Regions from separate parts of the Mus musculus genome. Here region 2 is linked to region 1. Evidence: chromatin contacts called from ENCODE Hi-C or POLR2A ChIA-PET data. All regions are on one chromosome and are shown on one strand. The core of a region is the stretch at or near the end of the contact, and the rest is flanking DNA. Distances in the headings are between cores, read along the strand shown.

Region 1 (4,459 bases), core at 513-3,012:
CCAAACCCTCTAGCCATTAGTGACATTCTTAGCGGAGAAAGGGCGTGAACTATACAATCAATTACTTGTGGTTAATTTAAACTCACTTTCCCTAGCACTTGACGTTTAGAACTGGTAACTTTTCTTGCAGCCAAGAGAGATCACACACCTACTGGACAATCGCTGCCCAAGGGCACAGCACTTTAGCGGGGGGGGGGGGGGTGTTTGAAACAAATTACTCCAAAAATAAACCGGATTCCTTTCTCTTATCTATTTTCTTCTTGCCGCCACCAGTAAAACGATTCCATTCTATCCTCCTAAAAGGCACGTTTATTTTCGAAATGAAGTCAAGAAAAAGCAAATAAGTCAGTTGGGCTAGAGGCCAAAACCCTTTTCCTTAGATCCTAGCTCCAACCTAAAAAAAAAAAAAAAAAACACTTTAATTCCTTCCTTAACCGGATTACCATATGACTAGGGCAGGCCACAGCATCAGGATGCAAAAGTCCGTCTTGGCCTTTAGCCTTCCCAGCCCAAATCTAACTCTTTCCCCCATTTCCTAGCTTCTAATTCCACGCAAAGCACGAGTCACGAATTAGCTCCCTTCACTTTACCACCACCCCACTCTCTGATCTCATCTTTCCCACCTGGTCCCAGAACTAGCTGATTGACTAACAGGGAGATGATCTAAGAAATAAAACAAAGACAGACTCGGGGAAGTTAGGCTAGCCAGGCGGGACAGCAAAGGACGTGTGCCCAGGGTGCCCAAGTCCTCGGAAAGAGGTACAAGGGCTCGCTATCGCACTGACACTGGCATCCAGACTGGGACGAGCGGGAGGGCGGAAGGAAACTCGCGAAGAGGCATTTTGGGAGAGTTGGGGACGCACTCCCTCTGGCGTCGAAGAGCCCCGCGCCCGCGCCTACCTGTAGCACCAGCGGCTCGGGGTTGAAGGCCAGGGTGAGCAGCAGCTGCATGCGCTCGGAGTCCTTGAGGTTACGCAGCAGGAAACTGCCCGAGTCCTTGGTCTCCGCGTAGCGGCGCACCAGGCGGTCCAGCAGGCGCTGCGAGGGGCAGTGCACCAGGTCCGACCAACCCTCCACCGCCTCCGGCGTGAGCAGCCGCACGTCGCCGTTGAGACGCGCGAACTCGGTGCGGGGCATGGCCTGGAGCAGGTCGCAGCGCGGCCGGCCGGTGGCCCGCTTGCAGATGCTCTGGTCGAGCTGCGCCAGCTCGCGCTGCGAACCCAGGCGCTTGAGCACCACGCGCCGGCGGCCGCCCTCGCGGGGCTCGCCGTACTGCGCGAAGTACACGTTCTTCACGTTGAGGAAGTCCAGCAGGCGCAGGCGGCCCCACGTCTCGAAGCCCACCTGGCCGTTGAGGAAACGGCGGCACCAGCTCGTGCCGAAGCACGCCGGGCACTTATTGAGCTGCAGGAAGCGCCGGTCGGCGAGCTCGTTGCGCTGCCAGGAGGCGAGCAGCGACGGCGAGTGCAGCAGCATCAGCACCAACAGGCTGCCGAGCGCCGCCAGCTTCAGTGCACGGGACAGGCGGCCCAGCTTCAGGGGCACCAGGCGCCACATCCCGCCCGCGCGCGGCAGCGGCCGGGGCCGGGGCGGGCGAGCGCACCCCGCCGGGCCGCCCCACGGCGCCGAGGCCCGCGGCGCAGACGGAGGGCGGCAGCGAAGGAACCCGAGGACGGGCTGCGCCGGCCGAGCGCGGCGACTTCCCGATCGGCTGTCTCCACAACTCCCGGTGCCCTCCTCCGAGCTCCCCGCCCTCCGACTCCGCGGGCGCCGCCTCCTTGCCCGCCAAGTTATAGAGGCGCGGGGAGGGGGGGGGGGAGGAGGGAGCGCGGGAGCCGCGGTCGCGCGCACGCGCACTCCCGCCCGGGACGCTTGAGCTGCGCCTTGCTGGGTCCCGGGCGAGCAGCGCGCGCGGGGGCGAGTGAGGAGTCCCGGACGCCTCACACTCGAGAAGCTACGGTGCGAGGAGGGGAGGAGAGGATGCGGCGGGGCCCCCACGCGCGGGCACGCCCGAGAGCGAGGGGCGGGGCCGGGGGCGGGGCGAGCGCGCCCCCGGGAAGCGTCAGCGCGAGCTCGCGGGGAGGCGGTGGAGAGGGTGGGTGGAGGGCGCGCCCGGGAGGGCGGAGCTCGCCAGCTCCGCCACCGGAGACCTTCAGTAACGGCTACTCTGGGGTGACTGTCGGGCTACACAGGCGCCCCGGAGGCCTTTGTGGGAAGGTCATTGGAAGGGAGAGGGCGGAGGCAAGCGGGAGCAGAGAGGCCCATCCTGGGAGCGGGAGGAGGTGGGGCCGAAGCCTGGGGGCGGGGCTGGAGTGGGGCCGGGCCAGGTCCTGGGGGCGGGGCCTGGCCGCCCGCTCCGGGCCTTATATGGTGTGGCGCGCGCTTGTTCTTTTGACTGGCGGGACCTCTGGGTCGCGCGCTTTGTGCCGCCGTAGGGCCTGCGGGCAGACAGTGGGCCAGCGGTTAGGGACCGGAATGCCGCTGCAGGGCTGGCGATGTATCTGCGGAGGCTGAGTTACGGTTTCGCTGAGTGAGCACTGGCGGGATGAGGTCCTTCCTCACCGGCGCCGCCCGCCGGGTCCCCGAGGAGCCCGGTTCCCCCATGCTTCACAGGCTGGGCCCAGGCCTGCCTTGCGGCCAGGACGCGTTGCTGTGGCGATGACCCCAGGGAGCCAGGCCGTCAGGTGCCGCACCTGTGCGGTCTAACCAGCTCCTAACAGCAGACTGCGGAAATAACCTGGCCTAACGCGCGTGGGGTTAAGTTTTAGAAGGTCTGGGATCTTCAGCAGTAACTTCAAAATATGTTCTATTAGAATACTTTTTTTTTCTTTAACTTTTAGCACTCCTGTGATTGTTGGTCGAGTGGATAGCTAGCTAATTCCTGGTCGCTGTTAAATATACTTTTACTGCGCTGATTTTTAGAGGTCAAACAGGAAAATCATAGTAAGTAGTAACGGGTATGCAAAGAGTAACTACTGAGACAGTGAGACTTATCTATACAAGATCGTGAATCACTTTCCCGAATTTTCTGTATTTGATTGTAGCATGAGGACTCGCTTCTGGAAGAATACGGGTAAGGTCAACGTTTTGTGTTTGGTGATGTAGGAGTTCAGTCTTTGGAAGAAATTTTCAACGTGGTGGTGATTTTTACAGGCTACTACAGAATACAAATTTTAAGATGTTAGCCTTCAAAGGCTTATGCAAAATGGCTGAGAAATTTGGCTGATAGAAAAAGAGCATCCCATGTTTCCTTTGGCAGAAATTTGATTTAACTTGCTCATCAAGCATCCCCCAAATCCATACAATAAGGTTATGTAAGCAAAGGCTCAAATGAAGTTTCCTCTGGAGTGTCTGGAGCGACTGGAGACTAGAACTGCATGGTTCATTTGTGCTGCTGAGGCAGAGTTGTAAACGAAGCGAATAATTACTAACCTGTGTGTTGTCTTCAACACCCCGTCTACATGCTAGACAATGTGTGGAATCACTTTAAAAACAAAATCAAAATATTCTTTCTGCATTTTATCAGTGTAAACAAACAAGGTTATTTTACTCAACACAAATTGCTTTGCTTAAAACTAGTTTATATTTTAACAGCTCTGAATTTAGGGAGTCAGTGGTGGCCTTTCTGCCTTAGTCCCTCTCCTAAGAGTGAAGTGAGGATTTAGAAACATGACACATCAAACTCAGTTGTTGCAATTAAAACTTCTAGATATTAAGATAGTCTTCAAGAATTTAATAACTTTTGCAACAGAAAAAAGTTTTGGAGACACATAAGATAAACTCAGAGATTGGAAAAGATCAGTAAGTATTAATGTATTTTTCTCCACTTTCCAGTAAACCACAGGATGCTTTTAGCTAATGGATTGTAAACTGCAAGCCAGAGTTCTTGATCATTATTTTAAATAAGAACAGTGTAATTTCCAGTGTGATTGCCATTATTACAAATGTATCTAGTACAATTAAAGACCACAGTGGTTTAAATAATTTTTTCATTTATGTATGTGTGCTCACACACACACACACACACAGGGTGTTAGTGGGGTTGAGGTAGAGGTCCGAAGACGGTTTACAGATACCAGTTTCTCCCTCTACAATGTGGGTTCATGGCTATTAGGAATTCAGATAGCACGGCTTGGCTGCAAAAACTTGCTGAGTCATCTCACCAGTCCAAAGCCACAGTGCTTTGATACCAGTCATCTAATTTGAAAATATTTAATACTGTGTGTGTGTGTGTGTGTGTGTGTGTGTGTGTGTGTGTGTGTGTATGCATGTCAGTGGATGTATATGAACCACGTGAGATCTGGAAGATCAGAAGAGTCATCATAGCTCCCTGCAACTGAAGTTACAGAACTTTATGAGAGCACCCACGTGGGTGCTTAGAACCAAGCCTTAGTCCTTTGCCAAGGAAGAGCCTCAGCTTGGAGAGGGGTTCTGATAAAAGGGGTGGGGGTGGGGGTGG
Region 2 (3,909 bases), core at 186-2,685, 150 kb after region 1:
TAGAGCAGCAGCAGTATACTGTGTGCTTCTTCTGAAGGTAGACTTCAGGAAGTACCATATGCTAAGCCCGTTCTCTTCATGCTCAACACAGGTAAAAATGTAGGATAGAAAAGAGTTATCTGCCAAGTGAAACCAGTGCTACCTATGCCATGAGAAAGGCGCACTCAAAGCAGCTGGCTGCTGCTGTCCTGTCCTGCACTGTAATGTTTGATTCTCAACACCATTTGCTAAAGTTCTTCTGTGGATCCAAAGTATCTTTAATTTTAACCTTTGGGGCCAATATTATTATGTTATGTTATATTATATTATATTATATTATATTATATTATATTATATTATGGCTTCACAAATGTGAATTTGTTCCAGATATTTAGGACTAAACAAACATTCTTCACTTTCATATAAATAGGAAGTTTAAATTTTTTCTTTTGAAGAGGAAATGGAAATTTGAAAAGTAAAAACAAATAAACAACCAGTAAAAACAACAAACAAACAACCTAAACATCAGGGGTGGGGACGTAGTTTGGTGATGAAGAGCTTGCCCATCATGTGAAAGCCCCAGATCTGACCCAAGCAACCAGCAACAACCCTTGTCTATTGCTAATGTTTCTTTCATTTATTCTCTGTCTTCAATGGACTGAGTCTCCACAATTACACTTCTGAAATAGACATAATTTCTAGGAGGGTACTTACTAGTAAGCCGGAGGAAAATAGTACCAGAATAACACCGTAATGCTAAAGTGCAGGTGCCAAAGGTTTGTATAGACCCCCAGGCACTCAGAAGTGCTGCTGTCCTGTGGTGGCAGGGCTGTCAGGGAGGCTTACAAGGAAGCATCCTGATGGACTCTAGATGCAACTGTGGGAGAGGATGGGGTGAGGGTGGGAAGACATCCCAGTCAGAGGGAGGGGCATGGTATACAAGTGAGAAAAGCAATAAATATCCCAGGAAACGAAGCATCTTCTATTTTTTGGATGTATGGAAGACCAGAAAACTGAGGGCAGATTCGACTATGGGAGCCACTGAACACCAGGTTGGCCTGTTCACGCTAGTCAGCAGAGAAGGGGGATGTTAACAAAGGCAAAGGCTTAGTTTGGCTGCAGCAGGCAGGAAATAAAGCAAAAGCAGAGACAGCACTTGGGTGGAAACCCAGGGGCAGGTGGAGAGGAAGGACAGGTGGGGGTCGGAAGGAGGGGAGGAGCTACTTGGTATTCCCCTGTGAGTTCATAGGAAAGGGGATGGGAAAAATGGAGAAGGAGTTGGATTATAGGGAAAACTCACAGTTTTAACACATCTCATCATGAATATGTTCATGTGTGTTCTAGCACGTTATATATTTACACTGCTGAGCTGCAAGGGCGGGTAGTGCATTGAACTGGGATGTCGGGTGGATCGAGTCCCATTTCAAAAGTTGTCAGCACTGTTAAATTTATCACTTCTACCCCCCATAAATCAGATGACTGCAGTGAACCGACAAAGGAAGCTCCTCCGTGAAAATTCTGCTAAGTCTCCACTTCCTGTTTGAAAAGTGACACTGTCAGTTGCTTAAGGGAAGTGGTTTGGGGTTCTGTATACTGCTGAGTAAAAAATGTGCTATTGTTTCAAAAAAAGGGAATCTGATCCCCTCCCAGTAGGTCACAGAGCTACTATGTGACTAAGACTTGTAAGAATGTTAAAAACAAACAAGCAAACAAGACTTACAGACACAGCTAACTATATGCCTTTAATTGGGCTCTTCCCTTTAAGGGAATCAGTTAATTAAGTCTGCTTTTCTCACTGTCCATATTTCCCTTTTGATTCTTACATGTTTATCTATCTTTGAGCCTTCCAGGCTTTTACCGTGTGACATTCTTGCACAGAGGCCAGGGCCAGAGCTCTTCTGGCAATAGGAACAGTTTGATCAGGCAAAGTCAGGAGATAAATATGTGCAGTTAACAGTGGGGCACTCTTGGGAAGGATACAGGAAGGCTGGGGGGACGATCTCCTCCTGTAAAGCTTTTCTAGACACGCTGGGAGGGAGAGCCCCAGGGTGATTAATCGCCATAAGGGCTTGGAGACGCTTTGGCAGGCTACTCACGGTGTAGTAGGTTTTATCCATCCTTCACATTCTACAGAAACAAGCTGCGGTGATTCCTGTCTCTCTATCTTGACCAGTCTTGGCATAAGAGGACCCCAGTGCAGCTCAAGCTTGCAGAGAGGACCCTGAGGCTGCCTGGACACTAAGGGGCTTTCATTTAACCCTTAGTTAAGAGAACACTTGTTATAAAGAAGGAAGTTTACTTACAAAATTTATAACTTGTAAATTGTAATAAAGAAGCAGTCCCACTGGGTTGGTCTGAGGTGAGGGCAGCAGATGGTATCACTTCACAGTGGCACAACGTTCAGGAAAAGATGGTCACATCTCAAACAGGAGCAGAGGGGTGGTGGGCATTCATTTGACCAGGCTTTCCTCTTCCCGTAACAGACATTTCTAAAGAACTTGAGGGGGTTGCATGAGCAGCACCCCAGAACCTAGAATCCACTGTTCCACTTTCCACAGGATCCACATTCTGTGGAAGTGACCCTGGGGAGCAACCTTCTCTCACAATGTGACCATACCCAAGCCATAGCAGTAAACACAAACTCAGTAAAATGCCCCATGCACCTACTTCAATCCTATTTGTTTACAAATTCCATGCAAACAATGCCATACATTATAACACATATATAAAAGTAAAAAATTTCAAGGATTAGCCGAAAGCAAAATATGAAATCTCTTCTCCTTTCTACTACTCTGTAGAGCATGGGACACCTCACTTTAAGGATCAGCAATGCCACTTATTTTATGAGAACTGTTGTTACCTTAACCAGTTCTGTCTTGGTCCATTCCAGGCCTTGGCAATGGAACATAAGCAGATAACCATATACGATAACATAAATGGAGGTAAACTTAACTCATCGTTCTGAAGGTTGGAAACCAAAGCTCAAGGCACCCACCTAGTGTGAGCTCCTCCTACAGTGTCAGCATGAAAGCCATCAAGAGGTAGAAGCAGGAGGAAGGGATAAGGGACCACAACTCATCCATCTTCCTGGAACACACTTGTTAGGGTTTGAATCTAGAACGGTCCCTCAGAGGGTCACCTTTGGAGTATATAGTCCCTAACTCCTGTCTATCCTGAAGGCTGAGGAGACTTTATGAAGGCAGGGCCTGGCGTGTGGAAATGGTCCAATCCTAGACTGCTTTTTAACTGCATCTTCATGTGCACACACTCTGCTACATCCCATCCATGCCTTCCACTCCATGATGGGGTGAAACCTCTTAGCAGCCACAGTGGAAGCCTCTTCTCTTAGGAGGCTATTGTAACATAGATATAGAAAACAACCAGTGCAACGCTCTATAGTAATCCACTCCTGAGAACAAAGCCAATCCATTCTTCAGGCCAAGCCCTCATGGTCCAAGGTCTCTTAAAGGCCCCACCTAGCCATGCAGTTGTATTGGGAATTAAATTTCTAACTCAAAACTCTGGCTGACATGGGTGACATATGAAAACCAGAGCAACTTTTTCAGAAGTTCTTTTGAAATCTATGGTATGGTGTGGAGACAGAGTCGGGGGATCTTGGCCTGGTATGGGATGTTCTTAGGAGCAGATAAACCTTTGGGGAATACAAAATCAAGTTCTTTTGTGTCACAAGCACACAGTCTCAGGCCCACTGTTCATTCTCCCCTTATATTTAGTAGTCTTATAAGTTTTAATCTGTGATGCTTTGGTTAATGTCCCTCATCTCCAAACTTGCAAAGCCTCCAGGAAGTCAGGGCCTAGGTCTGCTTTCTGTCACACCATGCTCCCAGTGTCTGTCACACGGTGGATACTCTGTAGATCTTGCTTTCTGTCACTCCATGCTCCCAGTGGCTGTCACATGGTGGATACTCT

What was found. A loop is a pair of places that touch in the nucleus more often than their neighbours do. ChIA-PET counts read pairs that join two places held with the same protein, here RNA polymerase II (POLR2A).
Region 2: a loop to region 1 is called in a map of heart, with 2.6 times the contacts of the local background. The contact joins the enhancer-like site here to the promoter of Dipk2a in region 1. A Hi-C loop is called at or near these places in 9 of 37 maps with a recorded cell type or tissue (Patski, T-helper 1 cell, heart and 2 more). POLR2A ChIA-PET finds 5 or more read pairs at or near these places in 3 of 5 experiments (Patski and embryonic stem cell).

The regions. Positions count from the first base shown.
Region 1 is chr9:94,536,319-94,540,777 of GRCm38, forward strand. Dipk2a (divergent protein kinase domain 2A) reads right to left here and starts at 1,763. Exons shown (of 3, transcript NM_001033145.2): 1 at 901-1,763. The coding sequence starts at 1,557.
Region 2 is chr9:94,690,381-94,694,289 of GRCm38, forward strand. All of the region lies in intron 2 of Slc9a9 (solute carrier family 9 (sodium/hydrogen exchanger), member 9), which reads left to right. Among named protein-coding and RNA genes, the nearest start is that of Slc9a9, 22 kb to the left of the region's middle. Within about 2 kb of position 1,436, at least 1 of the 3 ENCODE cell types and tissues checked has a DNase peak (open chromatin) inside an H3K27ac peak, as active enhancers do; it is heart, where a contact is called at or near this core.